2 separate regions of the Mus musculus genome follow, and region 1 is linked to region 2. The links are chromatin contacts, found by Hi-C or POLR2A ChIA-PET in ENCODE. All regions are on one chromosome and are shown on one strand. The core of a region is the stretch at or near the end of the contact, and the rest is flanking DNA. Distances in the headings are between cores, read along the strand shown. Region 1 holds the start of Rgcc (regulator of cell cycle). Region 2 overlaps Vwa8 (von Willebrand factor A domain containing 8).

The links. Hi-C counts contacts between places; a loop is a spot of excess contacts on that map. ChIA-PET counts read pairs that join two places held with the same protein, here RNA polymerase II (POLR2A).
Region 1: POLR2A ChIA-PET joins it to region 2 with 27 read pairs in embryonic stem cell. The contact joins the promoter of Rgcc here to the enhancer-like site in region 2. A Hi-C loop is called at or near these places in 1 of 37 maps with a recorded cell type or tissue (heart). POLR2A ChIA-PET finds 5 or more read pairs at or near these places in 2 of 5 experiments (both embryonic stem cell).

What each region holds. Positions count from the first base shown.
Region 1 is chr14:79,300,233-79,306,784 of GRCm38, forward strand. It overlaps Rgcc (regulator of cell cycle), which reads right to left and starts at 1,403. Exons shown (of 5, transcript NM_025427.2): 1 at 1,217-1,403; 2 at 483-668. The coding sequence starts at 1,265.
Region 2 is chr14:79,136,187-79,142,816 of GRCm38, forward strand. The region is part of intron 37 of Vwa8 (von Willebrand factor A domain containing 8); the gene reads left to right. Among named protein-coding and RNA genes, the nearest start is that of Gm30970, 4.3 kb to the left of the region's middle. Within about 2 kb of position 4,272, at least 2 of the 3 ENCODE cell types and tissues checked have a DNase peak (open chromatin) inside an H3K27ac peak, as active enhancers do; they include heart, where a contact is called at or near this core.

The DNA.
Region 1 (6,552 bases), core at 153-2,652, 160 kb after region 2:
CACCCCAGCACCCTGAAGCCCGAGGAAAGAGGATCAGAGAGGTTCGAGGTCACCCGCAGCTACATAGATCACCTTGGGAGAGTCTCAAAATAAAATAAAATAAAAAAAAAAAAATGAAGAGCGAAGAGTGGGTAGAAAGGCGGGAAAAGGTTGGAAGGCCTGGCTGGACTCCCAGGAGTTCTGGCTGACTGCACAAACCCTCAGGCCTCATGGTACACACCTGCCGTGACAGGTAGACCCACAGCTCTTTAAGAGCCACCCACCCACCCTCGTACCTCTCTCCCCAAGAACGCCTTAATGACCCCCGCACATCTGGGCTAACGACTCAGAAAGTCAACTCTTCAGGCATCTCAGAGCCGTGCAGATCCCCGGGTCTGACTTTCCCCAGATGTCGTGCCTCAGTTTAAAGATAACCCAGGTGAATCTAGAGCTTTAGGAAGCCTGAGTCTGAGGATTACTGACTTCAACAGGGCTTCACTTACTCTCCGAGTCGCTGAAGCCGCTGCTGTCGCTGACGCTGGCGCTGCTGCGCCGCTTCATGCGCTCTAGGTGCTCCTCATAGTGGAAGTGGCGCTCGTGGAAGGGCGACGCGAAGTCGGCCAGCACCGCGTCGAACTCGCACAGCACGTCGGTCAGGTCTGCAGCGGCCGCGGAGTCCATGGCCGGGGCTAGGGGAGGGAGGGCACAGAGGGCATCTGGAGGGGCGGCCAGCGTTCCCTAGAACTCCACTCTGCCTTTGCCAGTGACAGCCACGCAGTCAGTTACTCCGTAACCTCCCAACCACCCTCTAAAGCGCCTGTCACCAGACACGGAGGAGAAGAAGCCTCCGTGGGTTGAGCTGAAAGTCTGGAAGTCACCTAGCCCACCCCACGCGCTTTCCTACTGTTGCCCACGCTCGCTCCCTGGAGCGCGTGGCGGCGGGAAGTCTGAGTCAGCAGGCACCCGTTACGTGTCAGACTCCGGTTCCTTGTCCCGCGTGGAAAACCAAACTAAACCTGCATCGGACGAGCGATCCGGAGACGGGATGCCAGGGTGATGGAGGACAGAAGGGTGGGCAGTGGAAGAAGACCTTAGCGACCTCTGTTCTCTCGCCCCTACTTGCAGGCTCCAGCTCTCAGGGGCCCCGGAGCTGAGAGTGTAGCTTAGCGTGGACGCAGTCCCTGGCTTCGATCCCGGGGCGCAGAGGTGGAGAAGACACCTCCAAATAGGCACTCACCTGCGGCCGCGACCGCCGCGGGACTGCTCTGCGCTGAGGGCGGCTTCATGGAGAAGTTGCTCAGTGACACGCGTAGCAGAGATGCTGCGAGGTGTTGGCCCTGGTGGCTGCCGCCTGCACTGCAGTCTGCTCCGGTGCCTCTGCCTTGCTCCTTGCCGAGCCTGAGCGCTAGCTACTCGCCTGAGCCGCGCCACCCGCCGGCTACTCCGTCTTATAGCCACCGGCAGGGGCGGGGCGGGGCGGGGCTGCTGAGTAAGTCCCAGACGACCTAGGGGACGCCCCTGTCCCTCCACCCCCTACTCCCGGCACCGCCCTAGCCACGCGCTGGCCTCTGAAGAACCGCAGTGACGGGTGTCGCCGGAGTCCAGGATACCGCCCCAAATATTTACCCGCCGCTTTCTCTACCACCCTGACAACCCGACCCAAGGAAGTGTCTTTGCGGGCATCAGAGTTCTCCAAGAGTTTACCCTGTTTCCCGCCTTCTGGCTGAGCCTCCTTGAGCCTCATCTATGAAATGGAACTGCACATGCAGAAAGCCTCCTTGTTTGCTGCAAAAATAAAGGAGCCAAGGGCCTCAGTAGCCTCTGCAAAGAACCAGTCCTCCATCTGACTTTTCTCAAGGAATTTATAAGGTTGTGCGTGGACAGAGTGGACAGCTGAGGGCAGTGGGTTGAGGTGAATGCAGTCTTCAATTGAGATGATCTTTGAGCGCAGAGTACCACATGGACAGATGCATTCTGGTATAGGGTCCGTATGATTGAGCGTCCATCCTTAGCACAGCCCAGTAGAATTCCTGCCTCAGGTGACCAACAGCCCTTTGCCCCAGGTAGTTATTAAACGTAAAATAAGAGGCCTGCTGGTGGCCTGCGCCTATAGTCCCAGCCCTAAGGAGGATGGTAGAAGGGGGTCTAGGCAAGAGAGTGGAGATTTGAGGACTACTGCATGAAAAGAAAAGAAAAAAAACCCTACATAGTACAATCCTGTCTGTAAAGAGTTTACTGTGCACGCATGAAGATCCAAGTTCAAGCCCCAAAATCCACATTAAAAAATCCAAACTAGATGGACACCACTTATAATCCCAGCCCTGAGAGGCAAAGGCTGGCAAATCCCTGGGACTCCCCAGCCAATCCCAAAGTGAGAACTCCAAGTCAATGAAAAGCTGTATCTTAAAAATGGAGGTGGGCAGTGCCCAGGGAATCGATCACATTTGCGGTTGACCTCTGATCTTGTCCGGCACAACATACGCCTTGTGTGCATATATGCACATGCTACACACACACATACCACACACACACCACACACACACATACACACACACACACACACACACACACACACACACACACACACCACTAAATTAATGTAAAGTAAGGGGCTAGCTGGGGCCTGGGAATATGATTTAGCAATAAAGTGCTTGCCTAGCATGGGTGAGCCCTGAGTCTGAAGGCTCATCCTCAGACCTGCAAAAGAAAATAAATAAATAAATGTAAAACAATCAAAATTGAATAAAGTGAAAGTTTTCAGTCCAGACACCAGACACTTTCTTAACTACACCAGACACTTCCTTAGCTATACTAGACACTTTCAAGTGATCAACGGCCATCATCACAGAATCTTTGGATGGTGTTATGTGAGGACATCTTTCCCCAGTGACTCCAGCCTTCCTAGGTGTCAGAATGTGGCATGCACCAGGTCACTCCTGACAGCCACCCCTGAATAATATAATCATTGCCAGTGGTCGGCAGGTGTGAAAACTGGAATAGAGCAGCTAAGGGGCTTGCCTACCCCTTAGTGGTTTAATAGAAGGCAGGCCTGTCTCTTTTCAGCACCACTTTGAAGTTAGCCACACCCTGCCTCCCTAGGGTGAAGAAGAACTAAGCAGTCAAGGGTGGCACTGAGCCCCAGAGCAGATAAGCCAACAGCAGCAACCAATCTGGGAGGAGCAGCCAAAAAAAAAAAAAAAAAAAAAAAAGATGCCAATTACCTGTTCAGTTAGTGCGTGGAACACAATTCATTTGTCCACAGTTCACCTGGTGTGAAATTGGGTTGCCCCCAGCCCATCCTTACACACATCTCAGTGCAAAGGCCTCACTCAGTGCTGCACATGTGTTGATTTCTTCCCTAGAACCAGGTAAAGGTTTAAACCCTTGTTCTCCAGAGCCTTCTGGCTGGGCTCCATATCCTAGGGCCTTTTATGCCCCCCCCCCCCACCTGACAGTGGTGACAGAGATAGTCAATGACCTCAGTGTTCAGGTGCAACCCGTCCCTCAGGAGGCACGGGGAGCTGTATCCTTCATCTCCTCACTGAGACTTACCTAACTTCCAGGTTTCAAAAGCTCATTCAGTCATTCAGTCTCTGGCTGCAATGGCCTCAAGAAAAAGACTTGATGTCTCCTTTAATTTCCAACAGGAAAGTCAGGACTTCTAGTGCTGTAAAGACCCGATCTTTATTTTAACCGGTCTCTCCCGTAGATATGCTTTGCTATCATATAATAAAATATCACAGGCTAGGTAATTTGTGAATCACGGAGATTTCTTCCCCACTGTTCCGAAGGCCAGGCGGCCCAAGATCAAGACTCCCACCCAGTGCTGTCTGGTGAGGGCTTGCTGATTGCTCACAGGGCGAAAGGAAGGAAAGAGCAAACGGCGCCCCCTTCAAGCCCTTTGGTAACCCTTACTTCCATCTGGGAGAGCTCTATTCTGGTGACAGCCAGTTCACAAAGGCCCCGCTGTTTGACAGGATCAAACTTGCAATGAGATTGTAATGTTCAGGCCACCCCAAGGTCTGACATAGTCAGACCATAGCCACCTCTTCTCTGCACACTGCTGGCCACTCTTTTCATGAAACTTGTCCAGAGCATCACCTAAGGGTCTCATCTTTCTGAATCCTCCAGGTTATCATGGCTAACCTCCTGCCTCTCCTGGACCCTTTCTTTTTTCTTTTCTTTTCTTTTTTTCTTTTTTTTTTAAAGATTTATTTATTTATTTATTTATTTATTTATTTATTATATGTAAGTACACTGTCGCTGTCTTCAGACACCCCAAAAGAGGGTATCAGGTCTCATTACAGGTGGTTGTAAGCCACCATATGGTTACTGGGGATTTGAACTCAGGACAGGATAAGGGCAGTCGATGCTCTTATCCACTGAGCCATCTCACCAGCACCCTCCTGGATCCTTTCTTCCAGGACTTTACTTTCTCTCAGCCATCTCACCTTCCTCCTGGAAATGTATAACTGAAATTCATTCACTTTAATTTTTTTTTTTTTTTTTTTACTTTCAGAACAAATATTCCTCCCCTTAAATGTCTTACCTGCAATTACCCATAGGACTTCTGCGCTTGATATTTCTCCACAAACACTCTATGGAAGATGCTTCTAGTTGAATCTGTAAACAAACAAGTAGACTCATGCATTCCCGAAACAGTATATTTCCAGTCTATCTTGAGTTAAAATTGGTGATATGACTAAATTTTGGGCAGCAGACAGAGCTCTCCTATGTGGCTTCCTGAGTAAGTCTCCCTCACTTGGCTTTCTCCTACAGGATGACAGGCAGCCTTGAAGCTGGATTTTAGCCATGAGGTAGAGATCACTTTCCTAGAATGGCAGCAGAAACATAGAAGTGTCTTGGGTCTCTGATGTCATGAAGCAGCTATGTTAACCAACCCTATCGGTAACTGACATCTACAGGGGAAAAATAAAATAAGCCGTCAGGGCCTGAAGATGTAGCTCAGTGGACAAGCATCTGCTAAGCATGTGCTAAACATGTGCCAAGCATGTGCCGAGCATGTGCCAAGCATGTGCCGAGCATGTGCCAAGCATGTGCTGAGCATGTGCCAAGCATGTGCCGAGCATGTGCTGAGCATGTGGGATTCTGGATTCGAGCCTCAAAACTACCAAAAATAAATAAGTAGAGTGAGATCACCATCTTGTGTACACTCCTATAGGGGAAGGGTATGTTCTGATCTTTACAATTCAGCTTTAGCCTGAATGCCTCCTGTAACAAATAAATAACAGGCTTGGCAGTTCTGGTCCTGTAACTCTAAGAGACAGACTCTTCTTCTTCTTCCCTAGCCTAGCTTGAGTCATGTTTCAGCATCTGTCCATAGCTGAGCTGCTAGGGAAGTTAGAACAACAGATGTGCATTCTCTCCTGGAGCTCTGGAGACTGGAAACCTGGGATCGCATGCTGCCTGGACCAGCTTCCTCGGAAGGTATGCAGGGAGGATCTGCCCCAGGCCTCTGCTTGGTTCCTGGGGGTGTGCAGGTCATCCTCAGTGCCTCAAGCTGGTCAGTGTGTCACCCTGATCTTCTGGTTGCCATGTGATATCCCCTGTATGTCTGCTTGGATCTCTTCTCTTTTAAGGGTAGCAACTATTACCTGACACGGATTAAGCTAGCTGTAACTTTGGATGGCCTTACCCTATCTCCATCTCGTCTCCAAAGATGCTATCTCGAAGTAGGTCACATCCAGAGGTACTTGAGCAAATCTGAGAGTGTGACACAACTTAACCCAACCCAGTGGTATAAACCCCAAATGGACCTCCATTAATGAGAGTCATATTAGAGATGATACAGAGTCAAGACTTGGTATAAAGCTGTGATGAAGAAAGCTGGTTTAAGATGCAGCTTAACAACAGACTGCTTGCACACTTCCCACCACAAAGCAAAAGAAAGATTAATTTGGCAAAGGATTGTGGTGCAGGATGCTGAGGCAGGAAGATTACCAATTCAAGGCCAGCTTGGGTATTGGCTTTGAAACTAGTGATACTCTGTTTCAAAATAAAAGACTAAGCAAATGACCCACTAGAACAGGATAGACTCCCCAAATGGATACAAACATGTTTGATAAAGTGACTTCTAAGAAGTAACAATACCGTGAGAAAAGTCCTTTTGACAAAGAAATCTGGCATAGCTGTCTACCACAAACCAGATCCAAAAAAACTGATTGGAAATAGAATACAGACCGATAGCGGATGAGCTAAAGCTAAGCTGCTTTCGGTCAGAAACGGGAGAATATCCTTATGACTCAGTGATTTCAGACATGGTGCAAAAGCAACTTTTCCTCTTCATTTATTCGGTACCGAGGATCAAACCTAGGCTCTCATGAATGCTAGGCAAGTACTCTACCACTGAGCTGTTTCTCCAGCTGTCTCGACCTAAACGGGCTCTCCCTTTGCAGTCCAAGATGGCTGGGAATCCTCCAGCCTCTTCTTCCACTCTCGAAGTGCTGGGGTTGCACTCTGTGCTACTGTAACTGGAAGGCACTTTGTTTTTTTAAAATTAAGAGATCAGACCTCATAAAATTAAAAATGGTTGCTGACCAAAGACATATCGCA
Region 2 (6,630 bases), core at 3,022-5,521:
CTAAGAAGACAGTGTGCCTTGTTGCCATTGTCAGGAAGCTTAGGTGAGGGGAAGGCAAGAGACCTGTCCCTGTCAGCACCACTCCTCCTCCTAACAACACCCTTGTGATGCTGGCCATGCGGTCAGTCCCATTTACACGTGAGAAACTGCCGCCTCCGAGGGATTGTATAATTTACCAGTGTCCTGTGACAAGGAAATCTCTGAGTCTCTCTGAGCCCTGCTCACAACTGTCTGTGTGTACAGCACCTGTTCCTGGGCTTCTGAGGATGCTGTGGTCCCTTGCAAATGCTGCCTTGCTGATGTACGTGGATTCCTGTACATCTGTCCTACACGTGAGTTAAAAGGGAAGACACTGATGCCTTAGACACATTTCTTGCCACGGTGTGCTTTAGAATAGAGAACTCTGGGACTCTTAAGAACATATTCTCTATCAAAGCCAGCATAACAGATCAGCTCAGTCTGGCTTTTGCACTGGCAAGAACTGGGCTTAGCGTTAACAGTTTTGTGTGTGTCAATGAATGAGCTGTTTTTGTGCTTGAGTTTTACTTTCCTGCCCTGCAAAGTGGAAATTGCACAATATGGAGAGCAGTGACTATTAGCAGTGGTCTGTGTAAGGTTATAGACTGTAATGGGGGTGTTGTTCTGTGCACAGCCCAGGCCTCTGAGTGGCACTCAGTAGCAGGCCCGTGGGCTGACTGAGTTAACGAATGACTGCATGTTCCTCAGCAGACAGATCCATTCTCATTTCCAACCCTACAAATGAAATACAAGAAACTTCTCCTAAAAGCTTCCATGAGACAGAAAGCAGTACACGTTCTCTTCTTTGCGTTTTGTGGAACATGTTTCCTTTCTTTTAGAGGCATGCCAAGAAACATATAAATAAATAAGAAATATCACAGTTGGTATTATCTGACTTAAAATATGTTGAACTTGACAAGAAACAAGCCGAAGACATTGAAGTGCAAACTTGAATTTGGAATTTGCAGGGGTGGGGGAGGCGGAAGCGGCCTTTCCATCGGCACTTGAACATATTTCTTCTCTTTCTCGTAAGATATCTTTCTCTCTTAAGTCTTGCTGGGAGCAGTCATGTGGTCTATTCGCCACTGGAAGTGTCTCAAGTCCCCTTCATGCCATGCCTTTAGACACTGAGAGCAAACATATTTTCAGGAGTTGTAAGGGGAGGAGGCTCTCAGTCCAGCTGCAAGGCGACAAGAGGGTGCTGCAGTCTCTGCCTGGCTGCCCGAGGTAGGAAGGGTCAGCTTGGTGTTTAGAATATCTGCAGCAACATTGAACTTCCCAAAGGAGGTCATGGGAATTAAATGATTTGGACAGAATGCGGAATCTTACACAACTCAAATTTCACAAAGCCTTCTTGATTAAAACCTGACTTATTTTCCCAGTGCTAATATTACTATGATATATACCTAACACATGCCGACTAAAAAATAGATGATTCACACTATGCCATATCTTTTACTCTCAGAAAGAGTAGAGTAATAATGGTTAGTCTAGATAAGTATGGTGAGGCCAAGGATTTTTCCAAGCGATTCTGTGTGATTTCCTACAGTGCCACTGTGGATAAGACAGGCACCTTTGTCTTTCTTGTAGATGAGGGCCTTACGTGGCTATGTGTCAAGAACCAGGGTTTAAATCCAGGCGGACAAGTTACAATGCTATACTTCTAACCATGTTGAAGAGTTGTTTTTTGGTTTTTTGTTTGTTTGTTTGTTTGTTTTGTTTTGTTTTTAAATACCAGCAATATATGTCTATGGACAAAGAATACATTTGATGATTCTAGAAAACTCAGAACAGGCAAGCTGCTCCCCTTCATTCTGTGTTTTCTTAGGTTTCACATAAAGATTAGAGGAAAATCTCTTCAAGACCTTCCAAGGATTCGCCCAAGGCTTTGGAAAAATCTTGCTTTAATATAACGCATGGTAACACACACTCATCAACTTTTGATGAGATGTGTCTGGGTGGACTTACAAAAGGACGTTGAGTTTTGCCTGCAGTAAGTAGAAAGGCATGTGTAGATTTATTCATTTCTAGATGTTTGGTTCTTTAGAGTTACAGTGGCCAAATTTTACTTATAATGCATTCTGTGGGAGTGGCAGCCCTAGAGCTTCTTCCAGCATCCATGAGCACTACATCAAGTTAGGAAAAGGACCCCCGAGGAGAAGGATAGAGAACACTTGCGTTCTCTGTCTCGAGTGTAACGTACAGCAGTGGAGAAATCAATCATTGAAATCAATAGTTGAAAAAAAAAAGTATGTTTATTGGGGGTGAGGAAACATACACATGTCAGACACACAGAGACAAATGCCCTCTGCGTAGCAGAAGCTGGAAAGCCCGTCTCTCCTGAGAGCTGGAGTTCTAAGTCTGCAGAGTTCCCTCCTCTAGTTCAGGGCTGGTCAGTTTGAAGAAGGATAGGGTGACGGAGTGGCCCCCCAACGGGTTTGTAACATGTTCTGATCCAGCCTTGAACTTATCGTGCCAGTCCATCACCGGGTAGCCTGCTGGTGGGAGACAAATCTCACCAGGCTCTTGTTTTAAGATACCAGGTTTTCTTTCAAGTCAGGAGGCTGAGGAAGAAGCAGTCATCTTGGAAGTTTACTGTCTTTATTACCTAGCCTGGTCCCTTGTCTGTGTGTCTGCCTTCTGGGGAGTCTGTCTAACTCCTAGTCTCTCCCTTCTACCGAAGGAGTGTTGCCCATGTTGATTGGTGCCAAGAAACAAGGCTTAATTTAGTACCCAAATAGCACAGTTCCCTCCCCTAAAGGGCTAAGCTGTGTGTAATAACCAGCCATGATAACTAGCATGCAATAATTAGTTAAGACTGAAGGCACTGTTTTTAATCACTTAGTTGGACTTTTAGTGATAGGAGCAGGGAGATCTGCCCTGCCAAGGACCTCAGGTCTCACTAACCTCTTCAGCTCTTCCTCACCTCTAAGCCCTCTGAACAAAATGGTTTGATCACAACTAATAATCATTCTTATTATTATCCTCAGACAACTGGTGCTAACTGGGATGGCCCAGGTGCAGCAGGACATAGGATTGAATGGCGATTCCAAGCAGTAGTCTACCACACAGCAGCGCTGGCCCCGCTCAAGTGGGCAGACATTACAGTAACATTCGTTTTTAAGATTCACAGGGGCTAGAAATGCTTCATTGTTAACAATGCTTGCTACTTACTCTTCCAGAGGACCTGAGTTCAGTTCCTAGCACCTGTGTCAGGTGACTCACAACCACTTGTAATTCCAGCTCCAGCGCCCCCTTCTGGCCTCTACAGGCACCTGCACACATGTGGTGGGGCAGAAGGTGAAAAATAAACTTTTTTCTTTAAACTTTACCATATAAAAACTCCTGTTCTTACTTCAGGTACTCATTATACATCTTTCCCCTGATAAAATGTCCTAGCCATGTTTTCCACCTGTATTTTGCCATAAACAGCAGTATCGCTCCCTGCCAGCACTCTATACAGGCAAGTGCTTAGAGGCCAAGACCTTCCTGGGTGGTGGGTGGTGGAGGAGCAGAGCAAGGCCACTGGGAAGGGAGGCCTCTGTGAGCAAACGGTGGGCAGGGGTCTAGACAGAGCAGGTGGAATCTCTTCCCCTGATCCAGCCTCATTGTCCTCTTTGGTTGTATCTGCCACTTATTAAGTAACAAAACAATCAGGTATTGTTGGTATTTTGATTCAAGCTCAAAATGTTACTTCCTAAAATCTCCTATAAGTTTTCACTTGTCGTCAGGATGTCCTCTGCACTGAGTGGCATTTCTTTGCTGTTATCAGGTGACAGCAGGTGTGTCTGAACAAAGCTCTCTGTCACTGAACACTGTAAAGGTTGCTGCCGTTTTTTACTGAAATTTTCACGAATGCATATACTATACGTGAGTCACACTCCTGCCGTCACTGCCCTTTCTCACCCACAGAGTGCATTTTATAAACGGCATGAAGCCAGAAGTGGGGGTTTTCAGCTAGCAAGCATGTGAGTTTTAAATCGCTGAATTCAGTACCTGTCCATTTAGGTTACTCTACCAGCACTCCAAATGATTGCTTTTTCTTGCCAGATTGGTTTATTTTCCTCCTTAGGCTAGCCACCCTTCAGCCTTACAACACTCAGGTTTATTGAGCACAGGGAATATCCTTTTAAAAAGATCATTGCGTCTCAGTTTATATAAGTCTACCAGCAGGAGCATTTATCACTCCCTAGGGGTGACTGTGAACCATGCAGGTCTGGCTGCCTGTTAAAATTTACGGCGTTTGTGACAGGCCGGGCGGGGAGCTACAGCTGAGCTCCTGCTCCGGTGACTGTCCCCTGGCTGCTGCGGCTGGGGTCACTGCCGTCAACAGGCACAGACAGAAAGGTCACTTCTCTGTTTTGTTCATGTTGAGAAACGCGTTAGATAATTATCTGTCTTTTGTTGTCTAAGAAGAATAGGCGCATGGGAGGGGTGTCCTTTCCTTTCCTTGAATTTTCCCCACTGGGCTCCCTAAAACAGAATGGCTGTGCACACAGTCCACACAAAGAGCACAGCACTCCAGAGATGACCCACCCATTGGTCAGGATCTGAGAGTCTTTGTTCTCAAGGAGATACCTCACCATAGGCCAGCCTTCCTCAGGGTCTGGAAAGCCTCCGTCCTTTAAACAACCATCCCAAAGGTTGTGTTCCGTGGAAAGTTACAACAATGTATACCTCACCTGTGGGTCGTGGGCATGGTTTCAACCCTGCACACACACACCAGCAGGGACAGGTTTGCCATGGATAAAGCACCCTGGATGGATGGGACTCTTGTCACAGGCAGTGGGGACAGCCTGCTGGGAGACTGCTGAGAAGCAAAAGCAGGTGCTGTATGGAAGCCAGGCTCACTTTTGGAAGGCCAGTCACATGGTGGCTCTTCTCCAATCCACATACTTGGAATTCATCCAGAATGCAGACTTTGCTGCTCTGACCTCACCTGATCCCTCTCACAGCCAGCAAGCTATCTTTACCTCTAAACAGACAGCCATGGGCTACAAACCCTCCAGTCAAAGGAACATACGGAGATTGTCGGAAATTCTTTTGAGATTGAAAATGTCTTTTAAGCCCAGTCTCTCTGAGGAGTTCTATAATGTCTGCATGTCTCTGAGACCCAAAGCCCCACCACACACACACACACACACACACACACACACACACACACACACACGACATAGTTCCTTGCCTGTTCCTTCAAAACCTCTTAAAATCATTATCTACGAGGCTGGCTAAGAATGCTTACTAATGAGGATGGAGAGATGGCTCCGTGATGAAGAAGAACACTGGCTGATCGTGCAGAAGCTCAGCTCCCAGCACCCGCATGGCAGCTCACAACCATCTGTAAGTCCAGTTCCAGGGCATCCGATGTCCTGGCCTTATTAAAAACTAAGTCCTGATCTGCCTGCCTTGGTTCTACTTCCAGACCTCCATCCTCTTGCCTCCCCTGATGACTTTATCCCAGCCTCCGTGAGCTGGATTCAGTGGGCTTGAGTTTCTCTTCTTCTGGCCCTGTGCTGCACCCAATCCCACACTCTGAGCTCTCTACCGCCCACCTCTCCTCTGCCTGTCTTGTCCACTTCTTTCTGGGCTCCTTCCTGCCACACTTCCCCCTGGGCCACGCTCCTCTACTCTTTCAAGGTAGCTTACTCATCTTCATGGTTTCAGGCTGTTAGAAAATACATGCATAAATATAATAAGTCATAGCAATTGTGGGAATTTACAAAATGAGCACTTAAAGGAAAACTCAAATGAGTTCTCTCTTTCCTGTCTTATTCATATTGTTAATGTATCTCATATTTGGATGGTAATGAGTCACCCTCACGTAGATAGAAAAGAGTTTCAATCTGAAAATGACATTTTTTTTAACATGTTGTGCAATGGCTAAGGGGTGAGATTGAAAAATAATAGGCTCCGAGAGTTTAAATCTTGTGAGTAGCAAAACAGTACTGAACTTGGGGCCGCCTGGTTGCTAAGGCTGCTAGTGTGTAGATACTTTTTGGCGACTTTGAAGTAACTGTAGCTAAATTACACAAATGGTATTTGTATCCGAGGACTGGGTAGAGTTGTTTGGCTCTGTGGGTGAATGTTAGGATGCGGCATCGCCTCTTGGTGAACCTCTCTGAGTTTCTAGTGTGCAGGTTTGGTTGCTACAGCGGGTCTGTATGAACCCAGGCAAAGGACTCTCATGTACACAGTCAGCTGCAAGCCCCTCTTCAACTCATTGTCTGCCCACTCTTTCTGGCTCTCTTCATTCAAAATAGCCTTCTCTAGCGCCTCTTCTAGGCCTGACCTCTTGCCATTTGGCTCCACCTCCTGCTGTATATCCTGCTGGCCCTGGCCTGGCACTCTTCCCCACTGTCTGTTCTAGTTACTGAGTGCAGGTCCCTCCTGCTCCTGGCAGAAACTCCACAGAACCAGGTCTCGTTGGGCTGCACATCCTTAAGGTTCTATGTCGGACTCATAGCCAGTACATAAGTTGTAGGGATGGTCTCAGTTCCTAACCATGGCTTTGAAAGAACTCAGTGGGGAAACCCCCACTCAGCTCCCGATTCTGCGTGCACCCAAGAATCACGAATAGAACACAACACCTTGATGTAACAACAAGAGGTTTTT